2 separate regions of the Homo sapiens genome follow, and region 2 is linked to region 1. Evidence: chromatin contacts called from ENCODE Hi-C or POLR2A ChIA-PET data. All regions are on one chromosome and are shown on one strand. Each heading gives the region's core, a stretch centred on a gene start or an enhancer-like site at or near the end of the contact. The rest is flanking DNA. Distances are from core to core; before and after follow the strand shown. Region 1 holds the start of ATP6V0E2 (ATPase H+ transporting V0 subunit e2). Region 2 has its middle 44 kb from the start of AOC1.

What was found. A loop is a pair of places that touch in the nucleus more often than their neighbours do. ChIA-PET counts read pairs that join two places held with the same protein, here RNA polymerase II (POLR2A). Pooled maps may share reads with other maps.
Region 2: a map of OCI-LY7 shows a loop between it and region 1 (6-fold over the local background). The contact joins the enhancer-like site here to the promoter of ATP6V0E2 in region 1. A Hi-C loop is called at or near these places in 1 of 168 maps with a recorded cell type or tissue (OCI-LY7) and 2 of 50 pooled maps. POLR2A ChIA-PET finds 5 or more read pairs at or near these places in 1 of 52 experiments (OCI-LY7).

Annotation. Positions count from the first base shown.
Region 1 is chr7:149,869,804-149,876,034 of GRCh38, reverse strand. ATP6V0E2 (ATPase H+ transporting V0 subunit e2) reads right to left here and starts at 2,066. Exons shown (of 4, transcript NM_145230.4): 1 at 1,866-2,066; 2 at 390-437. The coding sequence starts at 1,969. ATP6V0E2-AS1 (ATP6V0E2 antisense RNA 1) reads left to right here and starts at 2,173. Exons shown (of 4, transcript NR_027040.1): 1 at 2,173-2,811; 2 at 4,239-4,393; 3 at 5,684-5,793; 4 at 6,177-6,231. RefSeq lists silencers at 1,630-1,809, 2,220-2,299, 2,330-2,539 and enhancers at 1,830-1,969, 1,299-2,267.
Region 2 is chr7:150,893,288-150,900,095 of GRCh38, reverse strand. No RefSeq gene overlaps it. Among named protein-coding and RNA genes, the nearest start is that of AOC1, 44 kb to the right of the region's middle. RefSeq lists silencers at 1,338-1,397, 1,415-1,575 and an enhancer at 1,281-1,575. Within about 2 kb of position 1,440, at least 4 of the 41 ENCODE cell types and tissues checked have a DNase peak (open chromatin) inside an H3K27ac peak, as active enhancers do; they include OCI-LY7, where a contact is called at or near this core.

The sequences.
Region 1 (6,231 bases), core at 817-3,316:
GGAATTCCCAAGTGCAGATCTCGAGAGTTGTAATTTCATGGGTGTAGGGTGCAGCCTGAAAACTGTGTTTGAACAATCACTCCAGGTGACCCAGTCAGGCACAGACAGCACTGAGGTGGCCTGCCTCCTTCCTTGCCCAGGTGAGAAAACTACAGCCCATGGGGGCCAGAACTCTGGGGGCAGAGCCAGATCCAGAGCCCAGGGTTCATGACTTCTGGCCCACTGCTCTCTTTCCCATTCCACACCACCTCCACTCCTGTTGTTTTATAGGTTCAGCCTTTCAAGAGGCATTTACTACCAGGACAGAAGGAAGAGCAGGCTAGGGTGAGGAGGAAAGGAGGGAGGACAAAGGAACTGGCTGACTTTGAGCTGGGGAGAGTAGTACTTACAAGAGGTAACAGCAGACGGCGGTGGCGACCAGCATGGTGATGATCACTCTGCAGCAGAAGAGGACACGGGTCAGAACAAATGCAGCCAGCACCTCACAAGGCCTGGCCAGGACCAGAGCAAGAAGAGCTCCTGGTGTGAGCTCTTTTCCATTGGCCTTCCTGATGCCTCCTGGACACAGGAGGCTGAGTTCTACTCAGGGTAAGAATAGCAAGGCAGAAAATAAAAACTGAAAGTGTCACCTCACAGAGAGGCCAACCTTGACCACATCCAAGTTGCCTTAAGAATCCTTCCCTTCATTTCCCTTCTCTACCACCCAATATTGCTCCATCTTAATGCAGACGTGTTGTGGAAAGGCACTGCACAGAGCTGCATTTGTGGCAACCCAACAGGGAGTGGTCTGTAGAATTCAAAATTCATGGAGCAAGGGGAAGGAAAACAATAGGCTAGAAGACAGGGCAAGAAGCAGGCAGACTGTGAGCCAGTTCTGAGGCCCAGTGAGTTGTTACAAAGAGAACAGGGACTAGCCACTTTGCGTGTACTCAGAGAAGACCAGAGACAGATGCTTCAAGTGCAGCAAAAGAAATTTCAGTCAAACTGAAGCAAGAACTCACCAAGAATAGCAGGAGACGCAAGACACGAAAATGGTTTACAAAGTGAAGCTGTGGGATCCCAAACCCTGCCTGTCTTTAAGAACAAAGGCAGCACTCACATGTCCAAACGGCCTTTGGGCAAAGCTAACTCTAATCCAAACGAGGCCCTTGATCTTTGATCTAAAGCACTGCAAGCTGGTGCTGGACACAGGAGCACGCGATCCCTTTTTCAACATTACTAAGCAGGTTGTGCCAGTCCTGGCTGGGCACTGAGTAGACAATGGTGAACTGGACAAACTCCAGCCCCTGGGAACATGCAGTCAAGGGAAGGGTGCTTTGTAACTGAAGATAATATGAAGCAGAAACTGGTGAATGGCGCAGCAATCTGCTAGAGGACCTTCGAAAAATAACGCCAGCTAAACTTATCCCATACCTACAAAGTGTCACGCACTGGTAGGTGTTTTAAATGCGTTACCGCAGGTCATCCTCACAGCAGCCTTTTAAGGCAGGAGTCGACATTATCTCCATTTTACCCATGAAGAAACTGAGACTTGATATTGGCTCTAGGTCACACAGCTAGCAAGGAGTGGAGAAACTGCGTCAGTGCCCACTTGTGCCCTTTACTGGCTGCAGGAGGGGTGACAGACATCTCCAATGTCACTCTCCTCTTTACCTTCTGGATATGCCCTCTCGCCCCACCTCCTGCCTGTTCCCGGCTGTCAGAGACCCAGGTGCAGAGAGACCTCAGAGGTGGCGTCCGGGGTCCTGGCGTCCCTCCTGCGGACGCTCGCTGCAGAGCAGGAAGCCGCCGCCCCGGGGCGGAGGGGCGAGCCGGGCCAGGGGGCCGGGGTGGAGAGGTCTGCAGGGCCTGCGCGCTTTCCTTACCCGCGGTTGGGTCCCTTCGGCACGAACCAGGGCCCGGCGATGCCGACGAGGCCCCAGAACGTGGTGAAGATGATGACCGGGAGGGCGAATGAGTGCGCCGTCATGGCCGGGCGCAGGATGCCCAGGCAGGATGCAGGGCCGAGCAGCGGGCGCTGCAGGTGCGCGGGTCCCCAGCCGGGCAGCGCGCTGAGCATGCGCAACAGGAGTCGAGCACCCGAAGCGATCAGCCGGGCCGGGCCGCGCACGCGCATCTCCTGATCCAGCCCGCCGCGCTGTCACTCAGGACCTGCCTAGGAGCCCACTCGCTGATTGGCTGAGCAGGGCCGCGGACAGAGAGAAATGCCGAGGAATAGGGGCGCGGCCGCCCGGTTTCGGCGATGGGTTATAGGGTCCGCGTCAGCCCCGCGCCCGCACAGCCAACGTCACGCCGCATTCTTATTTCCAAAGACCCCTGGAGCTTGGGGTCCCACCCCAGCGGTCTTTCGGGGCGTCCCCTGCCCTTCACGCGCCGCGCCGGCTCGGCCCGAAGCGCCCTGCGGACCCGCAGCCTGGGCCGCCCCGAACCTGACGGCCCCGCGGGGGTCGGACGCGGGAGGAACGGCCTCGCTTTCAGAGACGCAGCGGGAGGGCGGTCCCCGCTGTCCCTCTGGCCGGGTCCTCAGCACGCGTTCTCCTCACTCCCAGGACTAGCGAGCGGCGGGCGCGGACCGGGGCCTGGGGTCGGAGGCGGCGCAGCCAGAAAGGCCCCAGCGGCGCTGAGACGTTTGGGGGAAGGCGGGGGCTTCGCGTTTCGATGGCGGGAAGCGGAATGAGGTTGGACCGGCCGGGCCGGCGTTCAGGGACCCGGCGGGAGGCGGAGGGCTGGCGTCCTCGCGGACATCCATCTGCAGCGAACCAGGCAGAGGCTTTGGGATTAGATCCTTGACTCCTTGCGTCAGTAGTTAAGGTTTGTTTAAATATAAAATGGGATGGCCCTTCTTACAAGGTTGCTGGAGGATTAAATGAATAGGCATGTGGAAAGCACCTAGTATAATAAGGCTCGGTAGTTTCTTCCATCAGGGCTGGAAGAGACCACGGAGCCTGCTTTCCTCCTTCGGCGTTTGGATCTCACATATCCCTTCTTCTCTGGCGATCAAAAATCCCTATCTTCTGTAGAGATCCCTTTTACAGATCAGTGGCCTCCAGGCGGTATCTCTAGCAACAAGTGCTACCCCAAGCGGCCGGCCACACATATTCCCTGGCTTCATGACATAGGGAGGCGCAGTCCCCACGTGATGCAGAAGGGAAATGTGCCTGTCCTTGCACTGACCCCGTCAGCCATGTGTGCTCCTGGCTGTTTTCTGAAATCAAGAACCAGTTACATCCGCCCTTCTCCGTTCTCTAGTTGAAACCTCCCTATCCATCCTTCCAACATTCATGTAAGTTGGAGGTGGGCGTGGGATGACACCAAACTGTTAGGTATAAAATACCATCCTAGCCTTCGAGGGGTTTCTAAAGTAGTTGAGGAGTGATATATTCTGGTAAAATCATAATGCTGGACAGCGCAGTTCTAAGAGCCCTGTGATCAAAGTAGCCAAATGCCCATTATGAGAATTCAGAGGGTGGAGAAATCCAGGAAGACTCCCTGGAGGAGGTGAGATTTTAGCTGGATTGTAAACAATGGTTATTTTTCTCATCCAGAGTGTGTACATTGTTGAGAACACTGGCCTAGGATAAGGGTGCACTTGGCATCCAGGAGATAGAGTTAAGAGTATGTCCATACAGGCCTTCAAAAAATCACCACGAGGGCTGAGCGCAGTGGCTCACACCTGTAATCCCAGCACTATGGGAGGCAGAGGCGGGCGGATCACGAGGTCAGGAGATCGAGACCATCCTGGCTAACACGGTGAAACCCCGTCTCTACTAAAAATATAAAAAAATTAGCTGGGCATGGTGGCGGGCACCTGTAGTCCTAGCTACTTTGGAGGCTGAAAGGAGAATGGCGTGAACCCGGGAGGCAGAGCTTGCACTTGCAGTGAGCCGAGATTGTGCCCCTGCACTCCAGCCTGGGGGACAGAGTGAGACTCCGTCTCAAAAAAAAAAAAAAAAAAAAAATCACCACGAAAGTTCTATAGCTCAAAAAAGACGGACTTTTTGAATTTTGTTCTGGAAAAAAAAAAATCCTCTGTAGAAAATGACAGCTGTAAAGTGAAATGTATTTCCTTCTTTGCCTCTGCTCCTTTGTCTTGGCTTTGGCCAGAACCAAAAACATTGCTGAGTCTGAGCAGCCACTCATATTAGCAGCCTGCAGCTCTTACTCTTTTCCTTTAATGTCTTTGATGTTTCATTTCTGTCCTAATTTGCATGTGATTGCCTGTGTCATTTGTTTGGCAGCTTTGTGATGGTCTGAGGTCCATGAAGGGATTAAAACCAGGAACTGGCTCCTTCTCCAACCACTAAAGCCTCATCTGGGCCCACAAGCCCTGGCTGTTCCCTGGAGCGTGACTGGAAGATGTGAGCAGCTTTGTGCTGGAGCCCCATTTCCATGGGTAAACTGTTCACCTGATCAAACAGCTCCCCAGAGTTCCACAGTACCACATATTTATTTTCTAGAACTTTGTTTTTAGCTGAAAGGGATCTTAGAGGCTAAGGCAATCCTATCACTTTACAGGTGATAAAACTGAGGCCCAGAGAAGTGAAGTAACTTGCCTAGGCCCACACAGCTCATCAGTAAAAGAGCCAGAACACATGGCCGAGACTTCTCCCTAATCCAGCGTCTCCTCCACACTCCCAGCTCACCCCTAGGGTTTGTGCCCAGGCTGAGGACACTATTTTCAGAGGCACTAATGTGAGGCAAAGGGCATGTTACCAGACACAGCCCCGCCTACCCCGGTCCCCTGAGGTGGAGCTGTGCATTCCACTGGCTTCACGGTTCCCCTCTGCCCTGGCGGCTTCTGGTTGGTATTGGCGCCACCGACTGCTCTGCCATGGCTCCTCAGTGAGTGCTTTGGGTGTGATTGACAAGTTTCCATGACATCTCCCAGGGAGTGGGGTCCTGATGTTGGTGACATCTCTATCGTTCATCTTTTCATGGGGCTGATGAATTCCTAGAAAGGGTAGAAGGAGAAGGAGCCACTGAAAGAGGCTCTTTAAAACTTCCCTGAGTGTCCCCCAGTGCAAATGAACAGGAGCCCCAGGACACTTGAAGGCCCTAGGAAATCACACCTCAGAGCCACAGATGCATCCTAATGCTCTCTGCAGACGGGGCACGTGTCGGAGGTGAGAACAACAGCTCCAGATGTCTCTGTCTTTGCAAATAAGGCCTGTGACATTTAATGATGTAACCACCTACCTTCCACCCATTGTTCTGGTGGCCATGAGTAGAAGGAATTATACCAGGATGTGATAAGAAGGAATTAGGAGCTGGGAGTCTTGCTGGGTGAGGACCTTGGCCCCTTGCTTGCTTGCCATCTAATAGGGGCACTCCTGGCCTGTGGGGTCAGGGAGAACTAGACCCAGAGCATGGTTGTCTCTGTGACTAGTTGAGCCTGTTTCTCCTTCAAGGGCCCTGGCAGTGGGAAAACATATTATGACAATTGCACTGTTTTATCAGCCCTTGGCACTCCTGAAGTTGCCCTGAAATAAACATCCCTACCTGTATGCCAGGCCCTGCCTACTTCTGGAGCTCTCTTAGGTTTACAACCTACCCCCGCTGTCCCAAATTGATAGGGTGAGCCCAGGGCATTAAATGGGTGGTGCAAGTCAGGCTTCAGGACTGACACGGGTCTATGTGCGCTCAGTGTGGGTTGAGGGGCACTGGGCTGTCTTTCTCCCTACAGTGCATGCTGCTGCCAAACCAGAGATCACTTGTAGACTTGAAAGGGAACATGAGCTTTGGGTGAAGGATTCCCAGCCCCCAACAGAGGCCAAAAAGCTACCACCCAGCCAGGTAAGCCTTGATGGAACATCTCTTGCACAAAGATCACCATGTTCATTGAGCCTTTAGTGCCTCCTGGGCTCTGATCAACCCACGAATCAGTATCTCCGCAGCACTTCCTGTGGTTTGGATTCAGGTTTTTTACTTCTGTTTCCTGCCTTTATGATAGGAGTTTGGGTAACCTGTGAGAAACACAGCCACAGTGTAAACCTCTTGAGACAAGCTACACTGATGGGACAATCAGGGTGAGGGCAATCCGGCGCCGTGGCTATGTCAGCTCATGTGTGCTCTTTCAGGAGGACATGTCTCACAGACACAGATCTTCAGCTCTGACATGCTCGATCTCACAAGCCCTTTTCTGAAACCTCCATCATGTGCTTTCTGATTCTCTACAGGCAGAAGGAACATAAAGTATGCATTTTATGATACGACTCAGCTTGGAGGGATGAA
Region 2 (6,808 bases), core at 191-2,690, 1.0 Mb before region 1:
AAGGAGCCAGGCCATGTGGGCGCATGGAGTGCTTCTGCTAGTTCCATCCTCCAACAGCCCCAGGGCCAAAACACGTCAGGTGGTCAAGTCCAACATCAATGAGCAGGGGAGTCTATACGGGAGGAGTGTGAGTATTTGCTGAATAATAATAACCCAGACTGTCACCCGCCACCTCAGAGAGGAGCTGTGAGGACGGAGGGAGTCACTGCCTGGTTTGTGCACATGTTAAATGCTTACCCCATGCTAACTGATACGTGGAGGATGTAGGGATGGGTCAGATTCTCAAGGTCTTGATAAATCACGTTGAAAATTTTGGGAGCCATGGAGGCTTCAATCAGAAGGGTGACAGGGTTTGATCTGGATTTCAGAGCAACCCCTCTGGAAGCCGCGTTGAGGTTGGTCTGATGGAGGCGAGACTGGGGTCTCAGGGTGATGAGCAGTAAGTCATCATGGGGAAAGGAAAGATGGAACGAATTCAGGAAATGCTGGGAAGGTGGGACTCACGGGTAGATGGCAGAGGGGCTGTGTGGAGGGAAGCAGGTGCCTAGGCTCTCGGTTCTTGGCTTGGGTCAAGGGACATGATGATAGACCCTGGGCTGGGGAGCACAGGAGGAAGGGCTGGCCTGTGCAGGGGATAGAGGAGGTGATAAACCGGCTTAGACATGTGGAGTGTGAGGTTCTCACAGGACGTTTAGGTAGAGGTACAGGTCTTGGCGTGTAAGAGAAGAATATGGACATGGGACATATATTTGGGAGTCAAATCGGTTAAGGGGCAGGCAGGAAGTGAGCCCCAGTTATTGAGGTTTCCAGGGAATGGGAAATATGCTGGGTTGGCGCAGGGGAACTCCAGTGGCGCATATTCACATGTGGCTGACGTCGCCGTGAGATAGCCATCCTCATATTCTTCTTCTAAACTAAAGCCTGAAATTACTTGGGGGTGGCAAAGCCCAGCAAAAGAGCCCACCCCCAGCCTCCATGGCTAAGGCTTGGCCAATGAGTTGTAAGACAAGTGATGTCTGTGAATTCCGGCAAAGCACAGTGAAGGTAGCCATACCCTTCTCTGTCCCCTCCTCCATCCTACTGCCTGACTTGTATGAGATGGCTGGAGCTCTGGCAGTCACCGTGGACTAGGAGGCTGGGGGCTACATCCCAGGTGGAGGCCGTGAGGAGGAAGGAGGCTGCGTGCCCTAGGCCTTCATGGGGCCCCTAAGCCACTCAGGACTGTGTTTACAGAGAAACACGACTGTCTCTTGTTGAAGCCGCTGTGAACACATTTTTCTGTTCCATTCAGCTGAACTTGGTCCACAGGGAGCCATTTTGAGTCTGCCGTTCTTGGTCAAGCCTCACCCCGGGGGCATTTCCAGCCTCTGTTTTCTCCGCGGGATTAATAAGAGGCAGCCGTGCCCGGTCCAGTCGCCGCGAGGTGTTGTGCGCCACCTGGTGGTCGCGTGGCAGACAGCATTCCTCCAAGCGAGACAGCACCAGCGGCTAAAATGCAGCTATCTGCACCTCGAACCCAGCCCATCTTTTAGCCAATGACAAGCCAAGTGCCCCAGAGTCCTGCATGGCAGTGGACGCTGACAAGAACTCCAGGAATTCCAGATTGCATGGAGCTTCTCGGCTCAGGTGTGTTTTCGGAATCAACTGCGGGCAGTTTCCAAGGAGCCAGTTGGCGGTCCCTGCGTCTCCTCGTCCAGGTCGTGAACTTCTGTACTAAAGGATTCCATGTGACCCCTCTGCTGCAGACTCTGGTCTCAGAGCAATAGTGAGAGCTGGAGAGAAGGGAGGGAGATGACTCACTGCTTTACTGAGCAGGAAATTAACACCAAGGGAGCCTAACCTGGCAGCAGCCTGGAAAAATTGGTTTGCGGTGGTTTGAGCAGTGGGCAAAGTGGGTTTATGTGGGCGAGCTTATTAACACTTCCTTTTGCTGACTGCGGGTACAAGCTTGAAATGGCCAACAGTGCAGCAAATAGAGACCAAGTTGCAAAAATGAGTCTTCATCTCACTGAAGTTTGAGAAATTGCAGAGGCTCGTGGAGAGACTCCTGGTGCCAGGACACGCAGGTCTCCACCCAATCTGGCCACTCTGTGTGTGACCCGGGGCCCGTCCTCTGTCTCCAGGCTCCCCTTGCTACATGAGGTGGCCGGAACACTGCCTGGGTTTTGAGGCCAAGGGTTTGTAGGTGTTGGTGAAGAGAAGGGGCCCCCAGGCTAGGTGAGGGGACCTCAGTTACCTCCCCCTTTCCCAATCATCCTTTTCTGAGGCCACCTTCAATTGCTACCCTATCCTAAAAGGCCTCGAAAAGCAACAGGCTCTGGTGTCCCGACATCTTCTGGTTTCCTCTTCTTTCTGTGAAACAACTGAGTCTCAGCTTTTCTCATTTGCATCCCCACCTGGCAGCTGAAGAGCCGCAAACAAAATAACACCTGCTTTACATGAAGGGGAAGTGACTTGGGGCTGGAGTGAGAGGTGGGCCCGGGTCATAAGTCCTTGTTTGTTTTCTTCTTTCCTTACACTGCTTGGTGGGTTCTTCGTGGTCCTCCGCAAAGAGGGTTTGGGAATGGCGGGTGTCTCTCTCACTCGGAGCCAGCCCCTGTCTCTCTTCTGCACTGTTCCTGAGCCTGGGGTGGGTGTCTGGAGCGAATGGACTGGATTCCTCCCCAGCCCCAGGGTCTCTGTCTCTGGTGAGGGGCAGGTGGCTGTGTGTTGAACAAGCCTCTCCCTCCTCTGATCCACAACCAAACACATACAGGGATGTCCCGGGTAACTCTGGGAGTGTCCCTGTCTCTGGCCCTGCATTCTGGGGTCTGTGAACTGCAAATTGCTAGATGGAGGGATCTGCCTACCCCAAAGGGGAATTTCCAGGGAGAGGGATCTGTCCACCCCAAGGGGTGTGGCCAGGGATCCTCCTCCAGGAGATGAACCCCACAGACATGACTTTGGGTCCAAGCACCATCAATGCCATTTCCTGGGGCTGCATGGCTGGGAACCAGTTTGCCGACCAGTCGGAGCTAGATAGGGAGGGGGCAGGGCCGAAGTGGAGGTCTCCCCCTTTCCTTTCACTGCCTTTCTACATGCGGTGCTGGTCCTGGATCTGTTGTCCTGAGACTCTACACTTGTCCTCTCCCTCCTCTGCCATGTCTTGTGGGGACAGACCCCTGCAAGTGGTATCTCCCACACTTCCAGGTTCCACCCATGGGAGGCCTGAGCATGAGACAGAGGGGGCTGGACCTTCTCTCCCTTTCTCTCCAGCTGCGACAGACAGGCCCCCAGGGCTCCCAGCTTCCACTGGTGACCCGGCTGCAGGGTCTGGGAACTCCACGCCCTCCCTCTGCCCCTGCCTCTCTGGGCATTGCTGTCTCTGGAGTACCCACCCTGTTTATCTCTTAGTTCACCCATCCTCCCAGCTTCCAGTTCCCTGAAGTCCAGTGTCTCCGTGCTAAGTCTCCCAGCAGTCCCTGATTCCCAACCCGTGTGTCTTGCTGGATCTTCCTTCCCCACCTTAATCAGGCTGGCGCAGATCCCACCATAGTTTTTTGATTGTGTTTGTGTGTGAAACAGGTCTGTCAAGTTCAACCAACATCTGACATCCAGTTCAGTTTTGCCTCTCCTCCCAGCTCTGCTGGACCCCAGGTCCAAGGCTCCTACCCTGGGGAGGGGCAGGTCTGGCCGTCCCCTCCTCTCTTCCTCTCCCACACCTGCTGATGCTCCTGGGGCCAGGATGGAGGGGAGGGGGCTTGGAGGAAAAGTGGCCCCACTGGCGTGGCCATTTTTGCTTACATGGACCCTTGGGCTCTGGGTGGCTGATATGCAACACTGGCTCTTCTGCTGGATGCAGGTGTGTGTTCTTCCGAGCATCATGGACCTGGACCTGCACAGTGCCCTGATGACCTGTCCCCTGCTGTCCACCCCACAGCCTCTAACTGCATAGTTCTCCTCGTCTGCCTGGCTGCCCTCTTAGAAGGGGGTGTTACTGGATTCCTGTGGCCACCACCACAAGGTGCATAAACTGGGTGACTCAAAACAACAGAAATGTATTCTTTCATGGTTCTGGAGGCCAGAAGGTCAAAATCAAGGTGTTGGTAGGGCCACGCTCCTTCTGCAACCTCTAGGGGAGCATGCTTCCTTATCCATCTGGCTTCTGGTAGCCCCAGGTGTTTCATGGTTTGTGAAAGCATCACTGCAATCTCTGCCTCTGTCTGCATATGGGCTTCTTCTTTGAGTGTGTATGTGTCTCTCTGTGTCTTCTCTTCTTCTTATAAGGACACTGGCCATTGGATTAGGGTCCACGCTACTCTAGCGTGACCTCGTCTTAACTGATCACATCTGCAAAGACCTGTTTCCAAATAAGGTCACAGTGATAGGTACCAAGGGTTAGAACTTCAATATATCTTTTTGGAGGACACAGTTCAACCCACAACAGGTGCAGACACACCTTGGAAATATTGTGGGTTCACTTTCAGACCCCGCAATAAAGCAAATATTGCAATAAAGTGAGTTATAAAAATCCACTGGTTTTCCAGTGCATATAAAAGTTATGTTTATATTATACTGTGGCCTATTAAGTGTTCAATAGCATTATGTCAAAAATACAATGTACATACTTTAAATTAAAAAAATCTTTATTGCAAAAAAATGCTAACAATCATCTGAGCGTTCAGTGAGTCATCATCTTTTTCCTGGTGGAGGGTTCTGCCTTGGTGTTGGTGGCTGCTGACTGATCAGGGTGGTGGTTCCTGAAGGCTGGGGTGGCTGTGGCAATTTCTTAAAACAAGAAAACAATGAATTTTGCCACATCAATGGACTGTCCTTTCATAATATATTGCCTTGTAGCATGCAATGCTGTTTGGTAGCATTTTACCCAAGGTAGAACTTCTTTCAAAATTGGAGTCAATTCTCTCAAACCCTGCTGCTGCTTTATCAACCAAGTTTATGTCATATTCTAATTTTTTTGTTGTCGTTTCAACAATGTTTACAGCGTCTTTACCAGGAGTATATTCCATCTAAGGAAACAGGCAGGATGTGGTGGCTCATGTCTGTAATCCCAGCCTGGAATCATCCCAGGCCTAGGTGGAAGGATCACTTGAGGCCAGGACTTTGAGACCAGCCTGGGCGACATAGTGAGACCCTGCCTATATATAAAAAAAAAAAAGAAAGAAAAAGAACCAGGCATGGTAGCATTCACTTGTTCTAGCTATTTTGGAGGCTGAGGTGGGAGGATTACTTGAGGAGCTTGAGGCTGCAGTGATTCATGATTACATCACTGCACTCCAGCCTGGGCAACAGAGCAAGACTCTGTCTCAAAAAAGAAAATAAAAAAGAAAGAAGAAACTGTTTTCTTTGCTCATTCATAAGAAGCAACACCTCATCCATTCAAGGTTTTTTTTTGTTTGTTTTGTTTTGAGATGGAGTCTCGCTTTGTTGCCCAGGCTGGAGGGCAGTGGCACAATTTCAGTTCACTGCAACCTCTGCCTCCTGGGTTCAAGTGATCTCCTGTCTCAGCCTCCTGAGTAGCTGGGACTACCGGCACATGTCACCATGCCCTGCTAATTTTTGTATTTTTGTAGAGAAGGGGTTTCACCATGTTGGCTAGGCTGGTCTTGAACTACTGACCTCTGATGATCCGCTCACCTCGGCCTCCCAAAGTTCTGGGATTACAGGCTTGAGCCACTGCGCCTGGCTGCCAGTCATGTTTAGTCATGAGATTGCAGCAACTCAGTCACCTCTTCAGGCTCCCCTTTTAATTCTACTTCTCTTGCTATTCCCACCACATCTGCAGTGAGTTCCTCCATTGAAGTCTTGAACCCTTCAAAATCATTCAGGAGGGTTGGAATCAATTTCTTCCAAACTTCTGTTAATGTTGCTATTTTGACCTCTTCCCATTAATTACAAATGTTCTTAATGGCATCTAGAATGGTGAATCCTTTCAGGAAGGTTTTCAATTTACTTAGCCCAGATCCATCAGAGGAATCACTATCTACGACAGCTAGAGCCTTACAAAATGTATTTCCTAAATAATAAGACTTGAAAGTTGAAATTGCTCCTTGATCCATGGGCTGCAGAATGGATGTTGTATTAGTGGGCATGAAAACAACATTAACTCCTTGCATGTCTCCATCAGAGCTCTTGGGTGATTAGGTGCATTGTCAATGGGCAGTGATATTTTGAAAAGAACAGTTTTTTTCTGAGCAGTAGGTCTCAACAGTGGCCTTAAAATATTCAGTAAACCATTCTGTAAACAGATATACTGTCATCCAGGCTTTGTTGTTTCATTTATAGAGCACAGGTAGAGTAGATATAGCGTTACTCTTAAAGGCTCCAGAATTTTCAGAATGGTAAATGAGCATTGACTTCAACTTAAAATCACCAGCTGCATCAGCTCCTAACAAGAGAGTCAGCCTGTCCTTTGAGGCTTTGAAGCCGGGCATTGACTATGAATGTCTCTAGTTATGAAAGTCCTCGATGGCATCTTCTTCCAACAGAAGGCTGTCTTATTTACTTTGAGAATTTGTTGTTTATGTAGCCACCTTCATCATTGATCTTGGCTAGGTCTTCTGGATAACTTGCTGCAGCTTCTCTTTGCACTTTGATGTTATGAAGATACCTTCTTTCCTTAAACCTCATGAGCCAATCTCTGCTGGGTTCAGACTTTTCTTCTGTAGCTTCCTCAACTCTCAGCCTTCATAGAATTGAAGAGAGTTCGAGCCTTGCTCTGGATTAGACATTGGCTCAAGGGAATGTCGTGGCTGGTTTGATCTTGTATCCAAACCACTAAAATTTCCTCCATATCAGCAATAAGGCTGTT